2 separate regions of the Homo sapiens genome follow, and region 1 is linked to region 2. A link is a contact called in ENCODE Hi-C or POLR2A ChIA-PET data. All regions are on one chromosome and are shown on one strand. Each heading gives the region's core, a stretch centred on a gene start or an enhancer-like site at or near the end of the contact. The rest is flanking DNA. Distances are from core to core; before and after follow the strand shown.

What was found. Hi-C counts contacts between places; a loop is a spot of excess contacts on that map. ChIA-PET counts read pairs that join two places held with the same protein, here RNA polymerase II (POLR2A).
Region 1: a map of PC-9 shows a loop between it and region 2 (9-fold over the local background). The contact joins two enhancer-like sites. A Hi-C loop is called at or near these places in 1 of 168 maps with a recorded cell type or tissue (PC-9). POLR2A ChIA-PET finds 5 or more read pairs at or near these places in 3 of 52 experiments (WTC11, activated T-cell and activated naive CD4-positive, alpha-beta T cell).

The regions. Positions count from the first base shown.
Region 1 is chr1:8,787,620-8,791,994 of GRCh38, forward strand. All of the region lies in intron 1 of RERE (arginine-glutamic acid dipeptide repeats), which reads right to left. Among named protein-coding and RNA genes, the nearest start is that of RERE, 28 kb to the right of the region's middle. Within about 2 kb of position 1,977, at least 5 of the 41 ENCODE cell types and tissues checked have a DNase peak (open chromatin) inside an H3K27ac peak, as active enhancers do.
Region 2 is chr1:8,701,626-8,705,861 of GRCh38, forward strand. The region is part of intron 1 of RERE (arginine-glutamic acid dipeptide repeats); the gene reads right to left. Among named protein-coding and RNA genes, the nearest start is that of RERE, 110 kb to the right of the region's middle. RefSeq lists a silencer at 1,409-2,028. Within about 2 kb of position 1,771, at least 32 of the 41 ENCODE cell types and tissues checked have a DNase peak (open chromatin) inside an H3K27ac peak, as active enhancers do.

The DNA.
Region 1 (4,375 bases), core at 727-3,226, 86 kb after region 2:
CAGGAGTTCCAGACCACCCTGGCCAACATGGTGAAACCTCGTCTCTACTAAAATTACAAAAATTAGCCAGGCGTCGTGGTGGGTGCCTGTAATCCCAGCTACTTGGGAGGCTGAGGCAGGAGAATGGCTTGAATACTGGTAGCAGAGGTTGCAGTGAGCCGAGATCATGACCCTGCACTTCAGCCAGGGCAACAGAGGAAGACTCTGCCTCAAAAAAAAAAAAAAAAAAATGTGCTTTGGTGTATGGTTTTCCTTTATCGTTCTTAATTTAAAAGTATTACCAGCCTGGGCAACATGGCAAAACCCCATCTCTACAAAAAATACAAAAATTAGCCAGGCATAGTGGCGCACACCTGTAGTCCCAGCTACTTCGGAAGCTGGGGTGGGAGGACGGCTTGAGCCCGGGAGGTCAAGGCTGCAGTTAGCCATGATGGTGCCACTGCACTCCAGCCTGGGTGACAGAGTAAGACCCTGTCTCAAAAAAATAAAAGCATTAAAAAGAAGTGCTGTATGTACAAGAAGTTTATGGTTGTAGTACTAGATAGAGTACAAAAAAGAAAAATGGAAATAAGCCAAGTGCCCAATAATAGGAAAATACTTAAGGAATATACATGTGAAAAAAACATAATACAACCATGTTATGTTAATGTGTTATAATAACATCATAACGTTATAATAATATAGTAATTTTTAATATATGTTAATAATGACTACATAGAAGCACAAAGGTGTTTATCAAGGAGTTTTTTTTTTTTTTTTTTTGAGACGGAGTCTTCCTCTTGTTGCCCAGGCTGGAGCGCAGTGGCGCGATCTCGGCTCACTGCAACCACCTCCTCCCAAGTTCAAGCGATTCTCCTGCCTTAGCCTCCTCAGCAGCTGGGATTACAGATGTGTGCCACCACACCCAGCTAATTTCTGTATTTTTAGTAGAGATGGGATTTCACCATGTTGGCCAGGCTGGTCTCGAACTCCTGACCTCATTATCTACCTGCCTCGGCCTCCCAAAGTGCTGGGATTACAGGCGTGAGCCACTGCGCCCAGCCAGTGTTTTTTTTTTTTTTTAAGAAGCTGTAATGATAGTAACAAAGAAGTCCAACCTTTATATTGCACAAATATTTACTAACCATGTAGCATCTATGTGCCTGACCAGCCCTGACAGATGAGGATTCAGGAGCAAACAAGACTCGTCCCTGTGCTTTCAGAGCACACAGGGTAGCAAAGCCACTGACAAGTACAGGTGGGATTACAGTGAGGCATAAGAGATGGCTCGGGGGAGTACAGGGGCCAGGCAGAGCACCCTGGGCACAGCCCTGAGGCTTTCCAAATGAAATGATCCCAAAACTCAGACCTGAAGAATAAACAGGAGCTAAGAAGCAAAGGAGGGGGAGATAAACAGGTATGAATCAGTGGGTGCTCAGGGTGAGAGGCAAGAGAAGACATGAAACAGAATATGTGAACTATTATTTTTTAAAAAACTAAAGTAACTTCTATATTTGATGGTAGAATTTTTGGTAAAATTTATCTTGTATAAAATATGATACTAGGCTGGGCACAGTGGCTCACACCTGTAATCCCAGCATTTGGGGAAGCCGATGGGGGAGGGTTGCTTGATCCCAGGAGTTCGAAACCAGCCTGGGCAACACAGCAAGACCTCCTCTCTACCAAAAAAAAAAAAAAAAAAAATATATATATATATATATATATATGAGAGATACTAAATGAAAGCCAAATACTTTACCAACCACTCTGGCTTCTCAAAGCTTATCTGTCCTGTGGCTACTACCTCTCTTTCCTTCAGCCTAACCTACTATCTGACCAAACACGAGCAGTGGCAGGAAGCAATTTTAACACGTCACACAGATGCACACATAACTCTTTATCAGGACTGACCAATACACTTCCCATCCCCACATTACAAATTTGGGGCCAAAATTACTCAGACAGAGATGTACTCTCCAGTCTCTGGCTGACGTGCTACCTTATTACCTCGCCCCAATTCCCTTCAGGTGCCAACAGACACTCCGTGCCTAGCATTCCAAGCCTGTCTTCTTTGGTCTACCTAACTTATCTGGCACTATTCCTCCCCACAAATTCTGTACTTCAACCAGGTTCTCTTTACTGAACGCTGCGCATACCATATGCATTCCTGCCTCAGGCCGACCCCTGCCTGGACTGTCCTAACCTGCTCTCCCAGTCTGCTATTCAAACAGCACCCATTCTTCGATGGCCCACTCAGCTTTTCAATGGATCTTTGGTCAACTTATTTAATCCACACCAATCTCTAACCTGAAACTGAACTAAATTTGTTATGCTAAACAGTAAGTACTTGGTTAAATTCCGCTTTTGTTCTAGAAATCTCTAAATGTTGTATTCTTGCAAGGCTTCCCTCCTAAATTCTGAGGCCAAAGATAGTAACTTTTATTTCTTTTGTATCCCACTAACAGCAACATTAAACTTGGAAAACACACCTCCCACACCTGTTGGCTAGCTGACAGATCCTGGATGGAAAGATGAGCCAGAGAGCATTCAGTGCCAGTTGCTTTTCTCTGGAACTGCGGGTTCAAGCACCAAGATTAGGACTAGACTTATGTGCTCCTTTGGGACAGGAAATGGCATATGTACTGAAACGCGAGATAGTTAAAGGACACCCCCCCAAAAAAAATTAAACATGAGGAAAAACATGTGTTCCTAATGTGGGCAAACCCCACCATATTACAAGTCTCCCCAGTACCTTCTATACTATGTAGCTAATAATACAAATAAATAATAAATCTAATCTATTTGATAAATGAATAGATTTAATACCACTAAGAGAAATATGAAGGTAATAGGTATAACCAACAGCCTAGAGTTTAATAAAGCTCCAAGGTAATCCCTGTATCAATTTATAAGATGCTAATGAATTATTTTTACAGTTTTTCAAATCCTTCATATAGAAATAAACTAAGCCATTTTCTAGGAAGAAAAAAGGTCAGGCTTTACTTACAGAGTCTTGCTCTTGTTATCCAGGCTGCAGTGTAGTAGCACGATCTCAGATCACTGCAATCTCCACCTCCCAGGTTCAAGCAATTCTCGTACCTCGGCCTCCCGAGTAGCTGGGATTATAGGCATGCGCCACCATGCCCAAATAATTTTTTTGTATTTTTAGTAGAGATGGGTTTTGGCCATGTTGGCCAGGCTGGTCTCAAATTACTGACCTCAAGTGATCCACCCACCTCAGCCTCCCAAAATGCTGGGATTACAGGCATGAGCCACCGCACCCGGCCCAGGCTTTACTTCTTTAGGGAGACAGGGTGGTAGGGGTTTCATAATGAACTGAAAAACCAAACACTGTGTCCCTTTCATTTGGCAAGAACTCCTTTTCCAAAGAAGGGACTCAGAAAAAATGAAATTACTTATATAACGTCTGAGAAATATTCTTAAAAGACAACAAAACATACAGAAAGGTATTTTGGATTCAGGAGAATACAACCTCTTCCAAAAAGAGATTTACTCTCTACTCCCTAGGAACTACTAATGACATGGAAAATCCCACTCAAGTTACATGAGGTCACACACCCACAATAAAGGTAGCTGCCTGAAGGTGGTCTGCCAAGATAAACACCAACTTGTTAACTCCCTAAGTGCTATGCAAATGCCCAAGATAGTATATGCACACTTAATGACTCTCTACATTGTTGGAGCATCATGTTTCTACTATTACTACAGTTCTTTCAGTCTGTATTTTAGTGGGGTTTTTTTCATATCTGTTCCCCACTTTTCATCATGACCTCCAGGAGGGTAGGGACACATCTTACTCATCTTTATATCCCCAATGCCTAGCATTATATCTTGCAAGAGACACTAAAAAAATAAAATTCTGCCAAATGAATGGGCAAGCCCAAAATATCACTCAGATAATCCCTTATTAACAGCCAAATGCCCAGGGGAAGGGAGACTTAGATGACAGCACCTTCCTAGAAAATATGGCCTGAAATTACAGATCATTTCTACAACAAGTTACATTTCACTTACTAAGCAACTGGTCTATCTTTTCAGAATAAATTTTACTTTTCATGATCAGTGTAAGTATACGGGAAGCATGATTATTCTGAAATCTCTTCTTTTCAAACTAAACACATAGCTCCTGGACACCCACAGGAATCATACGAGAAGAGGGAGAGGCAGTAGACATTAGTTTCAAACCTATAACTCTTTAAGAGTCAAACAAAAGTAGAAAATACTAAGAAAAGAAAACTTGTCAGAAACCATTTAAAGACAAAGGACACCATCATCTCCCAGAATTTATCATCAACAGAACAGGTGAAGCTTAACAAAGATAAATTAGGCCGGGCATGATAGTTCACACCTGTAATCCTAATACTTTGGAAGGCCA
Region 2 (4,236 bases), core at 521-3,020:
CAATTCTATCATGCAACCAGATCAAATAACATTTCAAGTGCAGCCTGCCAAGCGCCAGCGCCTGCCGGAGTACAATGAGCGCTCAACTGCTCTGGACTGAAAAACCATCTTTCACTGGTCCCAGGGATCTTTATAAAATAGTTTAAACACTACTAAATTACAGAGTTAGAAAAAAAAAATACAAGCTCAACTCTGCTGCCCCCACACTATTGTGAAGCTGCTGTTAAGCATCTAAAAATCTGCCTTGTGTAATTTACTAGGCAATGTAAATATTCAGAAAGGCAACTGCCTCTCAGAGCCCAAGTCTAACACATGCATAAAAATGTAGAGTTGGTTGTGCTTCTGGAAATAATTGCCCACAGATCAACGTGCTTACATGGGATATTGTTCCCATCTGTAAGGTTTCAAATCATGTCTACTTTAAATTTGGAGTTTCCAGAAAGAGGAAAAAAAAAAAAAAGCCAGAACTCAAAACAGTAATTTTGGCACAGAATTGTGAGGACTTTGTTAAATCTGTTCTCAACTTTTACTCAGTGTCTCAATCTTAAAACACAGAGGCACAAAGGGAAAATGGAATTTCTCTGTAGACACCCGTGTTCATTCACAGACCATTTTTTAGATTTTCCGTGTGGCTGAGAGGCCTCCAGCCAAACAATGCCCACAGAGCGCGGGGCACATGTGCGCCAGGGACGCTTAAGGGCTGCAAGTAAAACAAAGTAACCTATTACAGGAGTTTCCTTCTCAGCAAACAAAAAGTGGTCAAGCAGGTCTCCCTACAGTTTCAGAAAACAAGAGTTGAGTAAACAAGAGAGGAGAAACAAGGAAGACAGCATCCCACACTAAAAAATTCTTTTAACAATTTAAACGTAAAACAATCGTCAAGAGTACCTCCGCATTTTAGCTACTCTGGCAAAATAACAGTAGTTCGGTCCAAGAAGAAAATTTCATTTGTCACTTAAGTAGCCTCAAATCAAGTCCATCAAATTCATTTTATTTTTAAACTTGTTTATTCCACAGTAAAGCAATGAAGTTTCTGATCAAAGAGCGACTTCTGCATTATACTCGGCTTCAAAAGCACTTTCCTTTCAGAAGAAAAAAATAAAAATATATACATATACATGTATTTTTAAATAGTGTTTTCTCTCCCCCCTCAAAAAAATGTTTTCTGTTCGATTTAATTAACTGAGATTTCAAGAGTTTGGGGCTACTTAAAAACTAGTGAGCCCAACAGAAATGCAATGGGACACGGCAAATACTGACTCCCCGTTCCTGGAAAGCCATCATCATTCTTAGGAACACCCGAGTTCCATCTTTCTAGGGTCGGCTGGAACACTCCGTGCACCCACCCCGAGCCCCCCGCCCGCACTTGTCCAACTTTCTGGCCCGAGATTCGCGTCCCCCTCGACGCACGAGGCCGCCGGCCACTTGCCTGCGGCCCGCTGGCGGCGAGAGCTGAGCCCGCGGGCCTGGTCCTCCTCCTCCGGCGCAGGGCCCCGCCAACTCCGGACCCGCGGAAAGGGGCGGCGCAGGCGGGCAGGTGGGGGCCCGGGGAGTGAAGTGCACTTGCTAAAACAAAAGGAGGCCTGAGCGGCCGCAGGGCACCGCGGCGCGGGCGCAGGTCCCGGCGGCTTGGCGGCTCCGGGAGGCGGTGGCCGCGCGGGGCCCCGCCCGCGGCTAGGGAGGCGGCCGCCCTGGCCCGAGCCTGCTGCCCACGGCCGCGGCACTCAGCTCGCACTCCTTCAGCCCGGGAGGCCGGGCCAGCACTGCCACATGCCGGTGACCCAGACGCCGGGAGAGAAAGAGCAGACTCCCCGCGACGGCGGCGGCCGGCAAAACCCGGGCTGGAGCCCAGCCCGCTCCGCGCGCACCCCTGCTGGCCGCCGCCGCGGGCGCGCGCACACACAATGCCAGCTGCAATTTTATCTCCTTCGTTGCTTGGCCAGCCTCCACCCGCTCCAATCCTCCCTCCCCTCCGACAGCCGGAACTGGGAGCCTGCGTGATTGATGGCAGCTCTTAATAGCGTGGTCAGCTAGAAAATGCATCTGCAAGCAAGATATTAAAGAGGCAGCGCATCCCTGTGAGTGATCAGCATTTCACACATCCTAGAGCTGCCTCTGCTTCTGCCAGGAATATTAATGCCAACCACCTCTGACGTCTAATAAATGCAGATGAAACAACCAACAATCACAGACAAGCTAAACATTTATTTCAAAGATGCACCGGGAGAAAGCAGCATTGTTTCGTGTCAAAGAACACTTCTGACCCCAGTTTTCCTTACACATTAAGAATTCTCTGCAAGCCATTTGTTTAAAAATCTCACCAATCCCTTTTCCACAAGTAAATAAAGATCCATCTGTTAGACAAGACATAGCTTAAATTGTGCATGATTGAAATTCATCTAATAAGGAAGCAAAATAAGTGCACATTCCTTACCATGTGGCTTTAAATAAACATATAACCTACCAGCTACCAGATTCCAAACTCCCTCATTAATTCAATTTTTATGTGAATCTTAACAGATTACCAACTGTTAATTTCAAACTAATTTCTTACCCACCCACAATTAATTCTGGTAAAAAATATATATATCAACTTGCTAAATTTTATTAAAATTAAAGTACATTTAAAGCATGTATTCTCTAGTGGTGATAGCCAAGATCATTTTGTCCTCCCAAAGACATTGTATAGGAATTTTTTAAATGTATTCCTATAAAATACAAATTCTAACTATTAAGTTCACTCAGTGTCAACCCAAATTAGAAAGGTACAAGCTGAAAATTTAAATGATTACTTCTGGTATCTTCACTATTACACCTTTCCCCTTCCAGGCAAGTTTCATGGAACTCTCAAATAGCTTCATAAATGTTAATTAGACTTTCCAAGGCCCTATAAAGTGGCTGCATTATCAGGTACTCTCTTTCCAATAAACAGAGAAATTTAGACAGATTAAAGTGATTTGCCTATAGTCTCTCAACAAGATGGGGGTGGGGCCAGGCTGAATAGAACCCAGGGGTCCTGCTTTGTTGCCACAGACAGCCAAACAGACATGCACATGCATGTTTGCTATTTAAAGATAACTCTGCTGGTCTCTCTTTAAAGACAAATCAAGTTATTCTACAGGACATAGAAATATCTGTCTCAAACTCCTAACACAGCACATGTACTGAGAGCAAGAGCTGATGAGGCATAATGTCTTTGCCCCCCTGAAAGGTGGCTGTGATCAATACAAATCAGAGATGGTCTGTAGTGCAAATCTAGCTCTGCTATAAGCTCCACTAAACACCATTCCTCAGTGAAACCATCCTGAGGGGGACCTGTGACTTGAAAATCTGCTTCATATCCAAGTGGCTATGAGATTACTCCATATATGTCAGAGATGAAATTGATCCTAAAGCCTTGCTACAAAGCTACTCCTGTACTTGGACACACTTCCAATTTTCTAACCAGCTATATCCAGACACATGGCACAGGCTGAAAAGAATTTCTTTTTTCTTTTCTACAGACCATTTTAAAAGTGCCAGTTTATAGTGAGTTGGAAAAGGCTGGTGAGAAGAAGCAAACCGCTCTATTCTGAATTCATACTGTACCTAGTCTCTCAGGGATTCTAAATGCTTTGACAGCATTTTATGCCACTCAAATTCTTTTGTGCTCATCTTGCACCTGCTGCTAATCCAACCTGCACCCAGCCCCCCACTTTGCAGTTACACCAGTTTTTCCACTTCCCCCAGGTATAGGGATTTCTACCACAGGCCAGCAGGCTTCTTCCCACCAGAGCAGGAATAATCTCCTTGCAGCCCCAAACAGCCACTCACAGACCGTTTAAAGCCTCCTTCAGATCTCAGGTCAAACATCACTTTTTCAGAGAAGCTTCCCCTGAGATCCCATTCTAGGTCAAGTTCCTTTGTTATAAGTTCTCATAGAACTGTGTTCCTCCTTCACAGCATTGATCTCCGTTTGTAAGTCATGGGTGTGATTTTTTTTAACACTCATAGCCCCTTCTAAACAGTTCCATAGAGTTCTATAGAGAAGGTTCTATATGTTTGCTCATCATGTAGATTTATGTCAGGTACACAAATCTGTTGAATGAATAAATGAACTGAGGTCAACAACACTGCTTTACTCACTCCATATATTCTCTGCACATTTCTTGGCACAAAGAAGCCTATCTCAAATAAGTAACATCTATGCAAATAAGAATATCTTCTATTGGCCGGATGCGGTGGCTCACGCCTATA